Regions from separate parts of the Homo sapiens genome. Here region 1 is linked to region 2. A link is an interaction called in ENCODE POLR2A ChIA-PET data of the cell type or tissue named here. Cell type or tissue: HCT116. All regions are shown on one strand. Each heading gives the region's core, and the rest is flanking DNA. Links, peaks and the distances in the headings are about the cores only.

Evidence for each region. ChIA-PET counts read pairs that join two places held together with the same protein. Peaks named below come from ENCODE experiments on the same cell type or tissue, not always from the same donor. Only the 100,000 strongest peaks of a DNase experiment are listed, where the experiment ranks them.
Region 1: POLR2A ChIA-PET joins it to region 2 with 12 read pairs; 1 of 35 experiments calls an interaction of 5 or more read pairs at or near these places.

The regions. Positions count from the first base shown.
Region 1 is chr3:98,481,125-98,485,522 of GRCh38, forward strand. No RefSeq gene overlaps it. Among named protein-coding and RNA genes, the nearest start is that of OR5K2, 14 kb to the right of the region's middle. In HCT116, for the core only: a CTCF peak has its summit at 1,446; DNase peaks (open chromatin) are centred at 1,787, 2,267 and 2,757; H3K4me3 peaks cover 948 bases; H3K27ac peaks cover 1,871 bases.
Region 2 is chr3:98,553,734-98,558,131 of GRCh38, forward strand. No RefSeq gene overlaps it. Among named protein-coding and RNA genes, the nearest start is that of GPR15, 24 kb to the left of the region's middle. RefSeq lists enhancers at 2,050-3,249, 2,301-2,620, 2,751-2,830. In HCT116, for the core only: no CTCF peak of the experiment used is centred there; DNase peaks (open chromatin) are centred at 1,538, 1,858, 2,648 and 3,835; H3K4me3 peaks cover 3,037 bases; H3K27ac peaks cover 4,000 bases.

The DNA.
Region 1 (4,398 bases), core at 140-4,139, 73 kb before region 2:
AGTGCTATAAATTTCCCTCTAAACACTGCTTTAGCTGTGTCTCAGAGATTCTGGTACATTTTGTCTTTGTTCTCATTGGTTTCAAAGAACTTATTTATTTCTTCATTTTAATTCATATTAATTTCATTATTTACCCAGTAGTCATTCAGGGGCAGGTTGTTCAGTTTCCATTTAGTCATGTGGTTTTGAGTGAGTGATTTCCATTCTTTTGCATTTGCTAAGGAGTGTTTTACTTCCAATTATGTAGTCAATTTTAGAATAAGTGCTATGTGGTGCTGAAAAGAATGTATATTCTCTTGATTTGGGGTGGAGAATTCTGTAGATGTCTATTAGGTCCGCTTGGTCCAGAGCTGAGATCAAGTCTTGAATATCCTTATTAATTTTCAAGACAGTATCTTTCCTTCATTTATGAAGATTACTTTTGCTGGATATAAAATTCTTGGCTGATAAGTGCTTTAAGGAAGCTAAAGATAGGACTCCAATCCCTTCTAGCATGAAGGATTTCTGCTGACAAATCTGTTAATCTGATAGATTTTCCTGTATAGATTACCTGATGTATTGCCTCATAGCTCTTAATATTCTTTCCTTCATCTTAACTTTAAATATCTCAATGAATGTGTGCCTAGGTGATGAAATGTTTTTGTGATGAACTTCCAGGGTGTTCTTTTAGCTTCTTGTATTTGAATGTTTAGATCTCTAGCAAAGCCAGGGAAATTTTTCTTGATTATTCCCTCAAATAAGTTTTCCAAACTTTTAGATTTATCTTCTTCCTCAGGGGCAGCAATTATTCTTAGGTTCCATTGCTTAACATAATCACAAACTTCTTGGAGGCTTTGGTCATTTTTCATTTATTCCTTTTCTTTTGTCAGATTCAAAGCCTTGTTCAAAGGCAATTCAAAAGCCTTGTCTTCAAGCTCTGAAGTTCTTTCTTTGACTTGTTTAATTCTATTTTTGAAAGTTAGCAGTGTATTTTGCACTTCTCTAAGTGTGTCTTTCATTTCTATAAGTTGTGATTGTTTTTGATTTATGCTACCTATATCTCTGGAGATTTTTCATCCATATCCTGTGTTATTTTTTCATTTCTTTAAGTTGGTTTTCACCTTACTCTGGTGCCTCCTTGAATAGCTTAATAATCGACCTTCTGAATTCTTTTTCTGGCAATTCAGAGATTTCTTCTGGGTTTGGATCCATTGCTGGTGAGCTAGTGTGATCTTTTGGGGGTGCTAAAGAACCTTGCTTTGTCATATTACCAGAATTGTTTTTCTGGTTTCTTCTTATCTGAGTAGACTATATCAAATGAAAGATCTGGGGCTCAAGAGCTGATATTCAGATTCTTTTGTCCCACAGGGTGATCCCTTGATGTGTGCTCTCCCCCTTCCCTTAGGAATGGGGCTTCCTGAGATTCTGACTGCAGTGGATGTCACTGCTTTTCTGGGTCTAGCCACCCAGCAGCGCTACTGAGCTCTGGGCTGGTACTGAAGAGTGTCTGCAAGGAGTCCTGTCATGTGATCCATCTTCAAGTCTCTCAGCTGTGGATACCAGCACCTGGGCCAGTGGTGGTAGCAGGGATATGAAGTAGACTCTTTGAGGGTCCATGGTTGTAGTTTTTAGTGTGCTGATTTTCTTGAATGTTGGTTGTGCTAGCAGTGAAGTTGTACCTGGACAGACTCAGGACCTCTGGTTAGCCAGGATGTTTCGGTGGTGGAATTAGCTGTTGTTTTCTCATTTCCTGGAGCAGGACTTTTCTTTTATGAGTTGATATAATCACTTGAGTGTGTTGGCCTCCAGCCAGGAGATGGCAGTTTCAAGACAGCATCAACTGCAGTAGTATAGGGGAGATACAAGCTTGCTCTAATGTCACTTGGATAAATATTTGGGTTTCTCAAGTGATGGGCAGGGCCACAGAGCTTCCAAAAGATAGTATCTTTTTTCTTTGGCTATCAGAGTGGGTAGAGAAAGACCATCAAGTAGGGGCAGGTTAGTGGTGTCTGAGCTCAGACTCTCTTTGTGTGGGACTTGCTGCAGCTGCTGTGGGTGATGGGGGTGTGGTTCTCAGGCCAATGGACCTATGTTCCCAGGGGCATAATGTCTGCCTCTGTTGCATCATACAGGTTCTCAGGGAAGTGGAGAAAGCTGGCAATGACAAGCCTCACTCGTCTCCTATGCAGCCAGCAAGGACAGTCTCAATCCCACCATACCCCACCAATAGCACCTAGTTTATATCCAGGCAGCCAACGAACAGTGCTGGGATATTGCCCCAGGCTGCATGTTTTCTAGCTGAGAAAGCAAGCAGGGCTTTCAGGCCCCACCCCTCCTTACCTGCCACAGCTTCTGTGCTCCTGTCTGTACTTCCCATTCCCTCCACCCAGGATTCTGCCCAGGAAAATTTGCACTTGGTCAAAATTATTACAAAGTTCAGCTGAAAGTTTTCTTCTACCTGTCCTTCCCCAATTCCACTGGCAGTCCTACCCAGTGACTTCAGTGAGATAAAGTCAGAAATGGCTTCCCTGCGAACCAGGAATACCTACAGGGCTTTTTCAGTACTTCTTCTACTTTTATATTTTGTTCAGCTCTCTAAATTCTTTTCAGCTCTAGGTAAGGTTAAATTCTTCTCCCATGATCTGGGTTTTCAGGTTCCCCGGTGAGGATGTGAGGATGTGTGTTAGGAGGTGGACCTTCCCCACTCACACTTTGGGCACTCACACTTTTTCAGCTGTTTCACAAAGTTTGCATCAGCAAGCTACTTCTTTCAAAAGGTCTGTGGATTCTTTCAGTTTTCCTCGTATGTTCCTGTGCTAGTTCTTGGAGTTCTTGGACTCACTATGTGAGTCTCCATATGCTGTTCTGTCCATCAGAGAGGGAGCTGCAAGTTAGTCCTGCCTCCTGTCTGCCATTATTTTCAAAAAAGAAAAACTAATTTGTAGAAATGTTTAATGTTGCTAACACTTTCTTTTTACATTTTAATTATTGAGGTATTACCTAAATCTTAATATGCCATTTCCTGTCATCCAGGATGAATTGCCAACTAACTGAGTATCCAAAGTTTGGTAGACTCGAGAATATTTATTTTATACATTCATCTCTGGGGACACCATATATCTCCCTTCCACAGATCATGCCCCTTCAGATCATATTAGTCTTCAATTCCTACACATTTCCAGCTCAGGAAAAGTGCTCTAGAGTTGGCCCTGTTTATTTGTACAAGTATGCTTTATCAGCAAGCCTATTTCAACATTTAATTTAATTTTATTTTATTATTTATTTATTTATTTTGAGACTGAGTCTCACTCCATTGCCCAGGCTGGAGTACAGTGGTGTGATCTTGGCTCACTGCAAACTCTGCCTCCTGGGTTCAAATAATTATCCTGCCTCAGCCTCCCAAGTAGCTGGGATTACAAGGGCCTGCCACCACACCAGACTAATTTTTGTATTTTTAGGAGAGACAAGGTTTCACCATTTTTGCCAGGCTGGTCTCAAACTCCTGACCTCAAGTGATCCACCTGCATCAGCCTCCCAAAGTGCTGGGATTACAGGTGCGAGCCACCATGCCCAGCTAACACAATTTTAAATGTTGGGTCATAAGTGATGCTGATTAAACATTTGAGAAGTAGAATGTAATAGCTATAGCCCATTCAACTCTAGAGTCATACTAACTGTTGAAATATTAATTTTTCAGTTTAATATAACTCTCAGGTAGTAATTGTAATATATTAAGATGGGACTGTATTAAGATTATGTACAGGAGGAGAAAAAAGTTATATGTAATACTAGGAAATTGTTTCTGTATCAGAGCAAATAAAAGACCTTATTCTACCTTTTGATGTGTCAGTCTTGCCTGTCTTTCAAAGATTTAAAACTGATATTATGATGAATTACTTCTATCATTTGAAATCTCATAAATGTGTTTATTTAAATAAAATTTAAAATAAATAATAAAATTTTAACTATTTGAAAATATAATTTTCTATTTCTTTTTCAAAGGGAATAGCCTTGTTAGTGGGCTGAACTTATTCCTTTCTTCAAAAGATACGTACTAAATTATAGCAAGAAAAAATGTATGGGGTGATACAAAAACAACAAAAATATACAATAAATTAACTACCTGTATTCAAAAGATATCTCATGTGCATATACATAATACATATATTCATAACTTAGTTCCATTTTCTGTAGCTCTTGAGTCACAAGTAGAAGAGGTTACATTTTCCTACAAACATTTATATTGTCCCGATACTATCAAAATGTATTCATCCTCCTTGGTCCTTGGTAGTTAATGAATAACCCACTTTCAAAACTTCAGAAAACTGAATTTTAAAGGTAATTTTTAAAATAATTATAAAAACCTTAAGACTCTATAATGACAATTTGTTTTTTAATATTTCTTAAAGAAACATTTAC
Region 2 (4,398 bases), core at 211-4,210:
CTGAGGACCTTCTCGTGTGTCCTGCGCTGTCCAGTATATTTCTTCATTTAAAAACTTCAGTTAGATCTTTTCTCTTAATTGCATTTTTACCCAAAAGAATAAGCCAAATTCCTGCAAGGTTTAGGAAATATATGTATATGGCAAAGTACTGGACTAGCGAATATATGGCAAAGTACTTCCTCACTTCACACCCATACTCACAACAGATGTGGCTAATCAACTGCTTCCAGTTCCTGGAAATTGTAAAATATGGTAGTGAGTTTCTCTGTCAACAAATTCTCTGTTGGCCAAAGGAAGTAGCTTCTGTGTCCTTCCTCTTTTAGTCCCTTCAGGCCTTTCAAAGTGCTATTAATATATACTATAAAAGCTTTGTTAGGATCTATGTAATAAATCATTACCTCATAGAAATAGATCATTCCCTGTAATTAACCTTTTACCAGCATTACTAATCAATTATGCTTCTCTTTCTTATCTGCTCCTGTTAATCTTGTAACATTCCATATGTTAAGTAGAAATCATAACTAATTAACATTTATCCTTTAGGTAGGCCAGGCTACTTACTAAAAATACTCTGCAAAACAGTTTGTCTTCTTATGGTTTACTGTTTACAACCTGAGCCAGAATCCTTCCACTTCCAAGTAAGACTGGGGTTCAACTGGGGTGGGGAGCACATCAAATGAGGGGGTACATCATTCCCTCCTTGTCTAATGCTTTAAGACTAATCAAATCAAATTCTGTAACACTAAAGTTGGAAAAGAACTCTCTTGATGCTTAAGATAAGTAATTTTTAAGACAATGTAAATACACTTTAACGAAAGGAAAGAAAAAAGGGAAAAAAGACAATGTAATACACTTAGAACAAAAGACTTGTCATACACGATACATAACACAAAAGATTAGCTTCAGGAGAATGTAGATAATTGCATGATGGTAGATTTTTATCTTTCACTCATTTGTTCAACAAACATCAACCATTACCAAGCCAAACACTTGCCAGATACTGTTTTAGGCATTGTATATAGGCTCATCCTAGACTTTAAAAATTGTCTGGAGAGTAACCACCAGGTCGCCATACATAATATCCCTGGATTGGTCTAAAACAGGTAGGATTTGGGTGGATGAATTGTAAATCTGATCCAGTTTGGCATTTCTTATGATCTAATAACAATTCATTGTGTATATTGATTTAAGAAAATATAGAAACATAATACTACCTAATGCAAACTCTTTGATCTGAGTGATAAAGAATTTGTATAAATAGACAAAAATAAACACCCAGACTGAAGTCCTACCTGTTCACTTGATTAAAACTGTATCTCTTTAAAAGATGGATACTTTGGCCAAATAGTTGGCTTTTTCTGTTCTACGTTCTGAGCTACACCAGTTTCTCCAACATCAAAGTTTCCTTTTCCACCACCTTAATTCGCCATCCTGCTGTCCAAAGCTCATAACTTCAGAGCTTCACTTTGTCCCCAGACTTATACACTGAATTCCAGTGAACCAGAAAGAATGCTCATGGAATACAATTAGTGACTAAACAATTCCAAAACGCTATTGGTTTGCTTTCTTTCTAGACGATGTACTTAGAAGAACAATAATAAAATTTCAAAGGGACCAAAATCTTTCTTTCTACTCCTCTCACATGAATCACCACCTCCTTTGCAAACAAGTGATTATTTACAAAGCTTGTTAAAAAAGTAGTTTAGGCTTGCATTTCATTTAGAATTGCTCTATTGCTCCATATTTTGTTTTCCCCTATGATTTAAGAATAGTTTTATTGTACATATCTTTACAAATATTTAAATCAAAGAGAATTACTGTAGTTTAAAAAATAGAAAAACGGGGCCAGGCGTGGTGACTCACGCCTGTAATCCCAGCACTTTGGGAGGCTGAAGCGGGCGGATCACCTAAGGTCGAGAGTTTGAGATCAGCCTGACAAACATGGAGAAACCCCGTCTCTACTAAAAATACAAAATTAGCAGGGCATGGCGGCACATGCCTGTAACCCCAGCTACTCGGGAGGCTGAGGCAGGGGAATCGCTTGAACCCAGGAGGCGGAGGTTGCGGTGAGCCGAGATGGCGCCATTGCACTCCAGCCTGGGCAACAAAAGCGAAACTCCGTCTGAAAAAAAAAAAAAGAAAGAAAAAGAAAAAGAAAAACAACAGAGGAAAAAACACGGCATGGGTTATGAAAACAGTTATCGAAACAAAAGATTATCTCAGGTGAAAAAAGGAAATTGACAGCGCTACGTAAGCAAAAAGATCTCAGATTGTACTTGTTGACCAGGAGGTAACTGGTAATTAGGAAAGTAAACATTTCTGCCCTCATCTACTATGCAAAACTACATTGTCTTTTCATAAAATTTTGCAGAATCTTACCTTAAAGGGGAAGATCACAGGTTACTACATCACTGCTTTTTTATTCAAACTAAAAATCATACTTCAGTGTTTTTAAAAAGTTAAATGAAATCCAGAACGCCAAATAAAAGGCCAATAGAGAAAAAGAGAAGGAAGCCAGATGCATGCCTGTATTTCTGGAAGGAGAGTTTCTCAAAGGCTTTTTTTTGAAACCTCCTTAGCTAGAGCTAAGGTTTGAGGTTAGCTGAGCATCGCGTGCCATTCTTGAAGGGTCCTAGGCACTGACTCATTTGCTTTATCATTTCTCATGAAAGCAAGAGGTGGCAGCCATCACCAGAGAGCAAAGGGGTGACTTGGTGACTGATCTCATTACTGAACTAAGGAGAGCACTCTCACGCAAAGTTCAGAACCTCCCCACACCCAGAGAAACTCTGCCAGTTCATAGAAAAGAAGTTATTTCCACCCAAGAAGACAAGTGGCAACTGGAAACAGATGTGAAGAAAACAAGAATAAACACCTTTTTCAGAAATATAACAACTGTAACAAATAATCAGTTTTTCCAGTTCCCACCTGTACACCATGCTCTCAACTATATACTGCAAGTTAAAACAGAATTGATCATGGTTCTGTATTTTTAAATTCTCTCGCTTTCTAAATACATCACTTCACTTTTAACAGTCCAAAGAGCTCTTTATAATTTACTTCCTCTAAGGTAAATTTAGGTGCAATTTTAATAGACTGGTAGGGGCAAATGCCTCATTCCCACCCAAAGGGTTGAGGAATGAGTGATGGACACGGTGAGCTAGGAGAAGTAGAAAGTGATCAGTGCCCTGTGGGAAATAATGGGAATGTCACAGGTTTCTTCTTTTCTGGGTCACTGGGGCATGCCTTTTGATTGAGCATAACACAGATTAATGTCATTGCCTGTGGATTTTGGAAGGAAATTGCAACAACTTTGGTTGATCACTTACTGGAGTAGAGACGGGGAGAGACAGATACTTTTCTACTTTACATGCATTTCTATTTCAATCCTTTAAGCAACCAGGAGAGTAAATATTTTTATTCCAATTTTAGGATGAGAAAGTGGACACATGGAGTTAATAGAAAAGGAGAGTAAAAATGATGGAATACAGGCAGACTGGCCCCATTGTCAAACCGTAGTCTGAATGTTTCAAAAGCACATCTGCCTTTTTTGTGACCAATAACCAGCATTTTTGTATAACTACAATTAGTGAAGCATGTCCTCATATATTATCTCAATTTATCCTCATTAAAGCACAGATAGAATGTGCTATTCTTAAGCTTGTTACTCAGGTGAGAAAAACGAGTTTCAGGGAATTCTCAAGATCACTCATCCAGGAAGTGATAGAGCCACCACCAGAACCCAAATCTTGTGCCTTCAAATCAAATCCTCTCCTCTTTCAGTTTTGCCTCTCACCTCTCATCTCCACTCCCATCCTCTTATGATTCATGGGAAGGTTGTGAGCTGCCGTAGACTCTCACACCCACTTGCAAGCTGAACTGGAGCTTTAGCCTGTCAGCTACACAGCTTCCTTGTAGCACTTGAATTTTTCATCAGTTATTTGCACCTTAATATGACAAAGGATATGAGATGAGGTTTTTTTGTGACACATTGTAATAACCCAAAGTTGTTAGTTTACATTAGGGCTCACTCCTGGTGTTGTATATTCTATGGATTGGGACAAATGCGTAATGACATACATCCACCATTACAGTATCATACAGAGTAGTTTCACTGCCCTAAAAATCCTTTGTGTGCCACCTATTAATCCCCCCTACTCCCCACAACCACTCATTTTTTTACTCTGAGATGAGTTTTTAACGGTAGGAAAAAAAAAGAAAATTTGAACAAACAGAAATACAGAAGATGAGGGCATTTAGTACTTAAAATATGTGGGATTATGTGGGTGGGAGAATTGAAGATCTAAGGAGAAACTGCAACTTTGTAAGTGAATTAGAGACACATCTTTCTCTTCCCCACCCATCCTCCCGTCTTGATAAAGACTCAGCTCAGTGGTT